Regions from separate parts of the Homo sapiens genome. Here region 2 is linked to region 1. Evidence: chromatin loops called from intact Hi-C (ENCODE). Cell type or tissue: heart right ventricle. All regions are shown on one strand. Region 1 overlaps PACS2 (phosphofurin acidic cluster sorting protein 2). Region 2 overlaps MTA1 (metastasis associated 1).

Region 1 (5,000 bases):
AAATGTTTCATAGTTTCACTGTATGAGTCTTACTCATTTTAAAAATCAGGTTGCTTTTCTTATTGGGTTTTGAAAGTTTTTAATATATCTATTGGATACAAATCTTTACCAGGTATGTTATTTGCAAATATTTTCTGTCAACCTGTGGCTTTTTTCTTTTTTTTTTGAGACGGAGTCTCGCTCTGTCACCCAGGCTGGAGTGCAGTGGCCCCATCTTGGCTTACTGCAAGCTCTGCCTCCTGGTTTCACATCATTCTCCTGCCTCTGCCTCCCAAGTAGCTGGGACTACAGTCGCCTGCCACCACGCCCAGCTAATTTTTTTGTATTTTTAGTAGAGATGGGGTTTCACCATGTTAGCCAGGATGGTCTCGATCTCCTGACCTCGTACTGCCTCGGCCTCCCAAAGTGCTGGGATTACAGGCGTGAGCCACCGCACCTGGCCATCTTTTCATTCTTTTAACAGTACCTTTCAGAAAGCAAATTTCTACTTTTTTTATTGTGTTAAAAATATATAAAACATAATATTTACCATTTTATCTATTTTTAGGTGTACAGTTCAGTGGCATTAGTGCAGGATTTAAGTTCATATTTTTTAAGGCTTAGAATCTAGGTAATTTAAATTTTAGGCTTTTACATTTAGGAATATGATCCAGTCAAGCTGAATTCTGCACATGGTGTGCATTGTCAAGCCTCAGTTTTTTTGCGAAAAGATATTTTCTCCAATGAACTTGGCACCCTTGTTGAAAATCAACTGACTATCCAGGTGTGCCACCTTTTACAATGAAAAATTCAGAAGGCAGCCCTCAGCGGACGCTTTCGCTGTGAGCTGAAGCTGAGGGCTGTAAGGAACAGACTTCACTCTGGTTCCTCCTCACAGGATGGGTCCCAAGCAGAGCCCTGCTCTCCTCCTCACCAGACCCACTGTGTGGCACCTGGGCACAGGGCAGCCTGGATGCCAGTGCTCTGTGGTCAGCCTGGGGGCTGTGAACGTTTGTACCCCCAAAATTCCTACACTGAAACCTGACCACCAAGGTGCTAGAATTAGGAAGTGGGGCCTCTAACAGGTGGTTAGGGCCCGAGAGCTCTGCCCGCTGAATAGGCTCAGGGCCCTGATGAGGGAGGCTTGAGGGAGCTTGTCAGGCCCTCTCACCACACAACACACAGAAGGTGCCCTCTATGGGAAACGGGCCCTCAAGACACCGAGTCTACTGGCACCTTGATCTTGGACTCACAGCCTCCGGAACTGCGAGAAATACACTTTGGTTGTTTATTAATTTCCCAGTCTAAAGTATTTTGTTATAGCAGCATGAACAATCTCAGATGGCTGTAATCCAGGCGGTGACCTCGTCTCACTGTGCATCTCCTGCCCCCTGAGGGTTGCTGTGAAGTCCTGGGCAGGGGGCAGTGCCAGGTGTGGCACTCCTAGTGGCCAAGACACAGGTTCAGAGCTGTGGCGGAGATGGTCTGGTCTTTTCAGGAAAGGGAGTGATGGGTGGAAAATACGGAAAGAGATCCCATCACTCCATTAAAGTACTGTGTTGACCTGCATGAATTTCACACAACGCTGTGCAATTATCCCTATGAAAACGATGTCCTCTCCCTGAACAGCGTCTGTGACGTTGGCCCATCTTTTCACAGTTTGGGTTGTGAGTCTCAGAACCATAATCTGTGTAAGTGAAATGCATTCTGGGACTCAGTTCAGTTGCCCAGGTGAGTGCAGAACCCCACGGTCAAGATTCAACCAAGAACACCCACCCCTGAACCCACAGGCGCTCAGCAGGGCTCAAGGAAGCCCCAGGCCAGGGAGCCGACTTGGCTAAGTCCCATCTTCAGCTGCACTTGGGAATGTTCCAATCCAAGATGCAAACCAAAAGACACAGGGGCCCGATGACCATCCCAGTGGCGGAGCTGCCCTTCCTCTGCGGCCAGTTGGTGATGTTACGCTGTTCCCAGAAATGCTGCCTGCCCCACCGGGCCACAAAGCACCTGTTTCGGCACATGGACCTGACAGCCTCGCTGAGTGTGTGCCCCAGGGGCTGAGCTGGATGCATCCCGAGTATGTTAGGACACAGCGCCATCTACAGGCAGTGTGCTCTCAGGCCGACGGGTGACAACCCTGCTTCAAGGCTGAGACGCTTAAACGCCACCTCTCCACTTCAGGTCCTGAACCCAGGCACGTTTTTCTTCTGACGTTAAAGAAACAACAAAGGCTGGGCGCGGTGGCTCACGCCTGTAATCCCACCACTTTGGGAGGCAGAGGCAGGCAGATCACTTGAGGCCAGGAGTTCAAGACCAGCCTGGCCAACAGGGTGAAACCCTGTTGAACCTGGGAGGCAGAGGTTGCAGTGAGCCGAGATTTGAAGTTTTTTCTTTTGAGACAGGGTCTCGCTCTGTTGCCCAGGCTGAAGTGCAGTGGCTCAATCTCCACTCACTGCAGCCTTGGCCTACTAGGTTTCCTCCCAAGTAGCTGGGACTACAGGTGCACACCACCACCCACAGCTAATTTTTGTATTTTATTGTAGAGATGGGGTTTCACTATGTTGCCCAGGCTGGTCTCAAACTCCTGGGCCCAAGTGATCTGCCTGCCTTGGCCTCCCAAAGTGCTGGGATTACAGGCATGAGCCACTGAGCCCAGCCATGTTTTTCTTTTCGGTATGAAAATTATACAAGCTCATTGTAGAAAATTCAGAGATTAGAGAAAAGCTAAAAGATGAACATTAAAAATCCATGGAATGTCAGTAGTGGGGGGCTGTCAGGTGGGGAGGGGGGGCCCATGTCAATAGTGGGGGGCTGTCAGGTGGGGAGGGGTCCATGGGAACTCTGAACTTTCTGCTCAATTTTGCTGTAAACCTAAAACTGCTCTAAAAACTAAAGTCTATTTATAAAAAAAAAAACACACAAACTAATGGTTACATCCCCCTGAAAATGACTTTCCGACTTCCAGGGTATTCACGACTTCTACTTCAGCAGAGACCCAGCGGGTGACCTGGAGCCCGGGAGGCAGTGCCACTGTCACTGCGCCTCGCAGACTGTGCGATGCTGGCGGGGCCGTGCAGACGGTGAGCGGCAGAACCAGAGGTGGCCCGGAGACAGACCCCAGAGGCCTCCTCCCGACCAGGTGCTGTTGCAGGCGTGGGGGCCGCGAGCAGAAGGCGCGGCGCACTCACCTCGTCGGACACTTTGAACCTCCGCAGCAGCGCTACCACTTTCTGCTTGAAGTTCTGTTGCTGCAAGACAGGCGGTGCAGAGTCAGAGCCGCCGCCAGAGCTGCAGACCCGCCGCTGGAGCCCCTTCCTCAGGCCCAGGCCGCACCCAGGCCCGCCGTGGGAGAGCAGCAAGGCCTCAGCACCAGCCACGCTGATGGATTCGCTCGTGGCTCCCAGAGGCTTCCCAACAGGCCTGAGGTCTGACAGTTCCATTCCTGGCCAAGGGGGACCCGGGGAGGCGTGTGCGGACTCCATGGTTCTTCCAGAAGCCTCTGCAGCCCTTCCCAGGCTCACGGGGCCCTTCCCTCAGCACCCCCTCCCAGGAAAGGCCCTGGCCGACCCCAGAAGGAAGGTGCTGGGCACCCACGTGGGGTGGGCAGGTGGGCGAGTGTGGGGTGGGGCGTGCTCCAAGAGCCTGAGCCCCGTGGGTGCCTCGTGCCACCCTGGACTGCAGAACCTCGGCTCCAGCCACTGGGTGAGCGGGACCCTCAGCCACCCTCTCGGGGACCAACCCTACAAAGGCAGCCCACGCCCTCCCTTCACAACAGTTGGGCCCAAGGGGGCCCTGGAATGGAGGCTCAAGCTGGTGTTCTGCACAGCGGGGGCTGCTCTCCAGGCCAGCAAGACACAGCTTCACCACTTTGGGAGCAGCTTGCCCGTCCCTGGCACCGTCTGCCCACAGCGCCCCCTTGAATGCTGCCAGAGGAGGCGGCGGTGTCCGGGCTGGGCTGTGCCCATGTCCCTTGTCAGCACCAGGCACAGAGCTCCCCGCCCACCTGCGCTGGCCTCCCTGGAACCGTGCCTGTCCTTGGGGTGTCCAGGCGCCAGGCGGTGGACCCTCTGTGCCAGTGCCGGACACGGCCTCTGAGGAAAGAGCTGCCTGAGCTTTCCTCAGGGAAAAAATGCTGAACAGCCCTGCCAAGCTCCTGGGGACCGTGGAGGTAGGTAGGCCAGATCCCAAACAAAAATGGGGGAACCAGCCCACTCAGGTGTATGTGGGCACCTGACGGGACAAAAGGGAGGATGGCCTCCCGGAGTTTCTGCACATGGAGTGAGCCTGGCAGCGAGGCAGCCTCCCAGCCTTGCTCAGGGCCCACTGAGCCTAGCGGCCACACAAGGCTAAAGCCAGGAGATGTGGCGAGGCAGGGGAGACAGTGGCACCCGGCAGGAGACTGGCAATCAGGGGGTCTGCCACGGGACATGCTGCTGTGACCTGGGGTGAGATCTCACTTCCCACGCCCGTGTCCCCCCCACGCCCAGGCTCCCAGCGTCCTCCCCGACCCTCGCCTTCCCCAGCATTCATAGAAGCAGTCTCCACCAACCCTGGTCATGGACGTCGTTCTTACAATCGATCTCCGCTGCTTCTTCGGCTTCCCCACGTCAAAGTCGTCCTCGTCCAAGTCCTGCAGAGACATATGCAGTGGCTGAGGCCACGGCAGCCTGCATAGTGCTGGCAGGACCCTGCCAGCCTCAGCGTGGGCGATGGGAGAGGCCCGGCACTGAGAGCCCACCTGTGTCCCAAGACTCTCAGAGCCACCTGAGCATAAACTCGGGCCCCTGGGGTCGGGAGACGAGAGATGGGCGGCCAACCAGGGGCCAGGCCCGTGGCTCACCCACCCTCACGAGGCCCTGGTGACAGCTGGTGAGGACCCCACAGACCCCAGGACACCCGGTGTGAGCCAGGAGAGGGCGCGGAGCCCCGGCCCCAGGTCACCTGCCCCTGCACGGCGTCGTCACTGGCCTCCTGCTCGGAGGAGAAGCTCTCATACTCCTCCTCGGAGTAGTTATCTGCGG
Region 2 (5,000 bases), 78 kb before region 1:
GACTCTGCCCACCGCCCAGGAGAGACCAGCCAAGACTCCTGCGAAGACTCAGGTGGCCCCTGCCCCCACCTGCCTCAGCCACACCCTCCCCAGGGGGACCTCCCCTCGCTGGCTGTCTGGGTGGCAGTGGCAAGAGGAAAGAGCTCCAAGCTCCTGGCCCACAACTCTGGACGCGTAGGGTGGGGGCGGCCACACACCAGGACACCTGGAAGTGACAGTCAGGACGCAATCCCCGCTTCCCCCCAGAACAGCCTGGGCCTAGAGGGAGGAGGGAAAATCGTCTCCGCCGCCCAGGCCAGCAGAGGTCATAGGTAGAGGAAACAGTGGCCCGGGACTGGCTGCGGCAGACCAGGCCGGGCTGGGCCTCACCTCCCGCTCCAGGTAGGACTTGAGCGACTCGGTCTCGTTGAGCAGGGTGACGCTGCACTTGCCCCTGGAAGAGAAGGACGGGCAGGCTGGAAAGGCGAGGGCAGCCCGAGGGGCCCAGGGCGGGAGCTGCTGGGGGCTACCTGATGTGCGTGGCGGGCAGAGACTCCAGCTGCCGGGAGAGGAACAGCTCCCGATGCCGCAGCTGGTGCTTTAGTTTCTCGGGCAGGTCCACCATTTCCGGGTTCTCCATTTCCTCTTCTATTTCCCCTGAAGGACAAGGAGCCCCTGTCAGCACCGCGGCAGACGCACACTGCCAGACCAAGGCCCACCCCACCAGCCCCACCTGGCGCCAGCACGCAGGAGGCCCAGTCCTGGGAGGCGTGCCTCCTCCTGCTGCCGGACACTGTCCCACTGCCCCACCCTATGGCGGCCCGGCGGCTCCTTGGCAGGTACCCCTGCAGACACTCTGGTGCCCACGTGCCCTTTAAGTCCAGGCACCCTAAAGGCCCAGACTCCCCAGGGCATGAAGATGGAAGGAGGAGGGAGAACAAGGTCCGGGCCAGCCCCAGAAGCAGCAGGCAAGAGCAAGAGGAGCGGGGGAGTCGGCGGCTGCCAAGAGCCCAGGCCAGGAGGGCGAGGGGCAGCCGCCCTCTGTCCGTCCCCATCTCGTGGCCAGACAGCCCCATACAGCCCACCACAGACCTCCCACACCAGCAGGTCACCCTCAGGCCGGGGCCGCACCAAGCCTGGGCCGTGGGCCGGACACAAGGGAGGGCCCCTCCTCAGCCGGGCCGGCCGGGCGCAGGGCACAGGCATGCAGGCGGCCCGCCCAAACTCTGTCCCTCAGCGGCGCTGCCGCCCCCAGCCCAGGGACACAGACAGGAGGACGCCCTCCTTGCGGAGGCCGGCTCTTACCTTCCTCGCCGTTGTCCGCCCCCGGTCCGGCCTTATAGCAGACTGACAGGGCTATATAACAGACAGACAGCACCCGGCAGCACGGTCAGCACAGGGTGGCGGCCTGCTCCCTGCCCAGGGCCCGGACCGAGGGCTGTGCCGCCAGGGGGCAGGGCAGAACGGGGGCCGCAGGCCTCCCGGTGGGGCGTGAAGACCACCCGGTTGAAGATCATCTGGGCCTCGACGTCCCCCCACTCTGGCTGCCCATCCACCCAGTGCCAAGCCTCTTTGGGAAGAGCCCAGACAAGCCTGGCTGTGGAGGGCCCCTGTCCAGAGGCCACCCCTGCCCCCACTCCACTGGGGCTTCCCAGAACAGGCTGTCCAGATGAGACCGGGGCCGGGCACCGGCCAGCAGCATGGGGATTCCTGCCCTGTGCTAGGAACCCAAGTAGGGTTCTTATAACACCCAAAATGGGGGCGTGCAGTGGTGCTCCCCACCGCCCCTCGCACGCTCAGCACCGGCCGCCAGTGGGCCACTCATCCCGCTCAGCGCCCTGCCGGCTCTCTGAGCCCAAGGTCCCCAGATGGGACCACAGCCAGCCGGGCTGCTCGCTCTCTGCGGCCCCCTTGTGGTGCCTGCAGGAAGTCCTGGCTCCTCTGGGCCCTCCCAGGCGCCAACAGCTAAGACTGAGGCTGGGAGCAGCCATGCTGGGCCTGTTCTGGGCCGGCCCTATCTGGGCCTCAAAAGCCTGGGGTGTCTGGCGGCTGAGCCTCACCTCCTCCCGGTCCATAGAACAGGGCAGGGCCGACCAGGACAGCCCCAGTCCTCTCATCCCAGGCCAACACATCTCACTCGCTCCCACTTCTGGGGACCCACGAGCAAACTGCACCCTGAACTCAGACATCACCAGGGCCCAGAGGCCCACACACCAGCCCCAGACCAGAGGCTGGCTTTTGTTCACGCCCGCCCTATGCCAGGCCCCATCCGAGCACTGACCCAGCCTGGACAGGAGCCCACAGCGGCTCCGAAACTCCCATTTCACCAGCGTCCCGGTCAGCAGAACAGGGCTCTGTGGTGCAGCCTGTCGGAGATGCGGGCGAGGTGGGCCTACAGCTCCTCAGAAGACCCTCAACAGGCAGAAACACCCAGGCAGGAGGTGGGGCTGGCTAGTGTACCCTGCACCCCTCACACTCTGAACCCTCCCTCAGACCCTGGATACACCCCTAAGCGTGAGGCCCAGGCTGTGCCCTCACTCCCACTCTTGGCTGTGGTCTCCAGGGCCCCCACGCCCTCCTCTGAGGAGGGACGTTCCCCTCTCCCTGTCATTCTGTCCTGAGAAAGGCTTCATGCTCACAGCCCTGCCGGGGGGAGGGCTTCTCTGCCACAGGGGCCACAGTGCAGCCTGGCGGGTGTCTACCCTCCACCCTGAGGCCTGCACTGTGGGCTGGACGCCCCAGCAGGGGCTGGGTGGAGGCAGTGACGTGGGAGAGCCAGAGGCCTCCCAGAGTGTCCTCACACCTGTCCCTGGGATCAGCTGGGGGCCTCACCCTGGCTGCCATGAGCTCACAGAGAAGCAGGAGAAACGGAGATTGACACAACCCCGGGGGGTGTGGGCCCTGCAGAATCACCGCAAGGCCCAGCCGCCAGGCAAGAGTGGGGCCGCGCTCTGAGTCCCTGGACCAGCGGCAGACCCATCACCCATGACGCCTGCTCCCTGCAGCTGGGCTCTCAGTTCATAGGAACGCCCTGCAGAGGGGCCGCCACGCAGCTTTCCAGGGAGCACCGTCCAAAGGGGCTGTGCTGTGTACCTGGGGGGGCCAGTGCTCGAGCTGGGACACTGCTCTCCACCCAGTCCTATCAGCCCCAACGAGGCCCTTCTGGAAAACCTGCCCTCTGATACCTCTAATCACGTTATGTCTGGAGTCCCCTTCTGGGGCTCTTCCAGCAAAAGGCCATCCTCTGGGGCGTCTGAGAGCAGAACCTCAGCCAAGGGGGCCACAGTACCCTCAAAAACCACTAAACCACTGATACAGGCTCTCTGGAGCAGGGACACTGTGCCCCCAGGTGCCAGAGGACAGAGACAGGATCCACCCTGGGCCAGCCATAAACATGCCCAACTCAACGGTGGCGCCTGACTCCCCAGGCCACACAGACTGGCAGGGCCACACTGCGGCCGCTCAGCCTGGGCACTGCTTCTCCAGCGGGCCAGCCCGCTCCCCACCACTGCTTCTCCAGCGAGCCAGGCCGCTCCCCACCACTGCTTCTCCAGCGGGCCAGCCCTGCAGAGTCGACATAGGCCAGCCTCCAACACTAAGAACCGCCAGCCGTGCTGCTGACTGGCACCCAGCACCTGCAGGGCCAAGGGCCACACCAAACACCCCTCCAGAATGTGTAGCCTGTGGACCTTCAACATCCCCAGCTCTCCTCCTTGGTGCCTGGAGCCCGCCGAGTGCAGCAGTGGAGTACACAGGCTTTGGGGTCAGAGGTCAAGGATCACCATGCCCCACCTTGAACGCTCCCCTCCTCTGAGCAGAGAGCTAGGAGGTCCAGTTCCTCACAAAGCCAGAGAAAGCCCATGGTCAACTGGCAGCTCCCTTTGGGCCAGCCACAGGCCCCACAGCCCAGTGTCCAGAGTGGACCCAGGCTCGGGGGCCCGGCCCAGCTGCACTGACCCAGGGCAGCTCACGTCCGCATCCACTGGTTGCTGAGGAAAGGTCCCAGCTGTCCGGTGGGCAAGGCAGTGGGGTTAAGGGACACCTTCCTTCCACAAGCGCCTGCCCTGGCCGACTCCCAGCAAAGGCTCAGGAACAAGGCATCGGTGGCAGGATGGTCTGTCCTGTCCCTAAGCCCCTCCCAGAGCAGGGGGAGGTTGCCTGGGCTGACTTCCTGCCCCTCACCCACAGCGCTGGGACGGGGCAGAAGATGCGAGGGTCCTCCCACCCGACCCACCGCAAACCCACAGTCCCTGGACCTCACCCCATTAGGGGTCGTGGGAGGTTACAGGTGGGACCTTGGCCCACCCCAGCGACACGGGTACCCGGGCAGTCACATGCCTCACCTACTGGGAAATGTCACCCTACAGACCACAGCCTCAGCCTGGGCTCAGATCCCACCCCAGGTGATGTGTCAGAGTGGAAGCCAAAAATGCCCCTCATGCCTGCCCCCACCGACACATGAAGGGCCTCAGTGGGGTACCACACTGTGTCTGGTGCAGGTGGGGCCCAGCTCGGCAGGCCCTGTGTCAGTAGCATGTGGAGGGCGTGGGGGTGCCTCTGGCTCCTGGCTCTGAAGTCAACATCCCCCGGCACAGGAGACTCCACCACCTGCGAGCACCTGTTCCCGGGGGAGAAGCTGGGTCCCCAAGGCTGAGGGCATTCCCATGCAGCCAGTGGCTTCCTCCCACACGCTGTGCTGGCCACAGCAGCCCCTCCCAGCCAGGTTACTAAACTTGGGTTTGAATCGTAAAGAATAAGGAGAGGACTGCTTTCCTGAAAACACTACTCAGAATCCCAACAGAAGCCTCTCCGCAAAATTAAAAAGAGAGAGACATTGGCAAGTGCAGGCAGCAGGGTCCCACCAGCCTGGAAAGTCTCCAGAAGTCATCATAGAAGGGAAAAAGAAGCCTCGATCAATGATGCCCACACCCAGCCACACCATGACAAGCTTGCAGAGGATGCCAGTGAGAGACAGACCACTCCGGGGGGCGTGCGAGGACTTCATTCACCCAGCCCCCGAG

The links. A loop is a pair of places that touch in the nucleus more often than their neighbours do. Peaks named below come from ENCODE experiments on the same cell type or tissue, not always from the same donor. Only the 100,000 strongest peaks of a DNase experiment are listed, where the experiment ranks them.
Region 2: it touches region 1 in a loop (4-fold over the local background); 42 of 110 quality-filtered maps call a loop at or near these places.

The regions. Positions count from the first base shown.
Region 1 is chr14:105,368,068-105,373,067 of GRCh38, reverse strand. PACS2 (phosphofurin acidic cluster sorting protein 2) reads right to left here. Exons shown (of 25, transcript NM_001100913.3): 6 at 4,921-4,994; 7 at 4,529-4,609; 8 at 3,168-3,227. Among named protein-coding and RNA genes, the nearest start is that of TEX22, 28 kb to the left of the region's middle. RefSeq lists an enhancer at 1,897-1,966 and a silencer at 1,945-2,148. In heart right ventricle, a CTCF peak has its summit at 2,089 (motif pointing left); a DNase peak (open chromatin) is centred at 2,087.
Region 2 is chr14:105,445,694-105,450,693 of GRCh38, reverse strand. It overlaps MTA1 (metastasis associated 1), which reads right to left. Exons shown (of 21, transcript NM_004689.4): 4 at 1,285-1,335; 5 at 510-636; 6 at 370-433. Among named protein-coding and RNA genes, the nearest start is that of CRIP2, 27 kb to the left of the region's middle. RefSeq lists a silencer at 1,669-1,808. In heart right ventricle, CTCF peaks have their summits at 1,687 and 1,891 (motif pointing left); a DNase peak (open chromatin) is centred at 1,883; H3K4me3 peaks cover 556 bases; H3K27ac peaks cover 1,469 bases.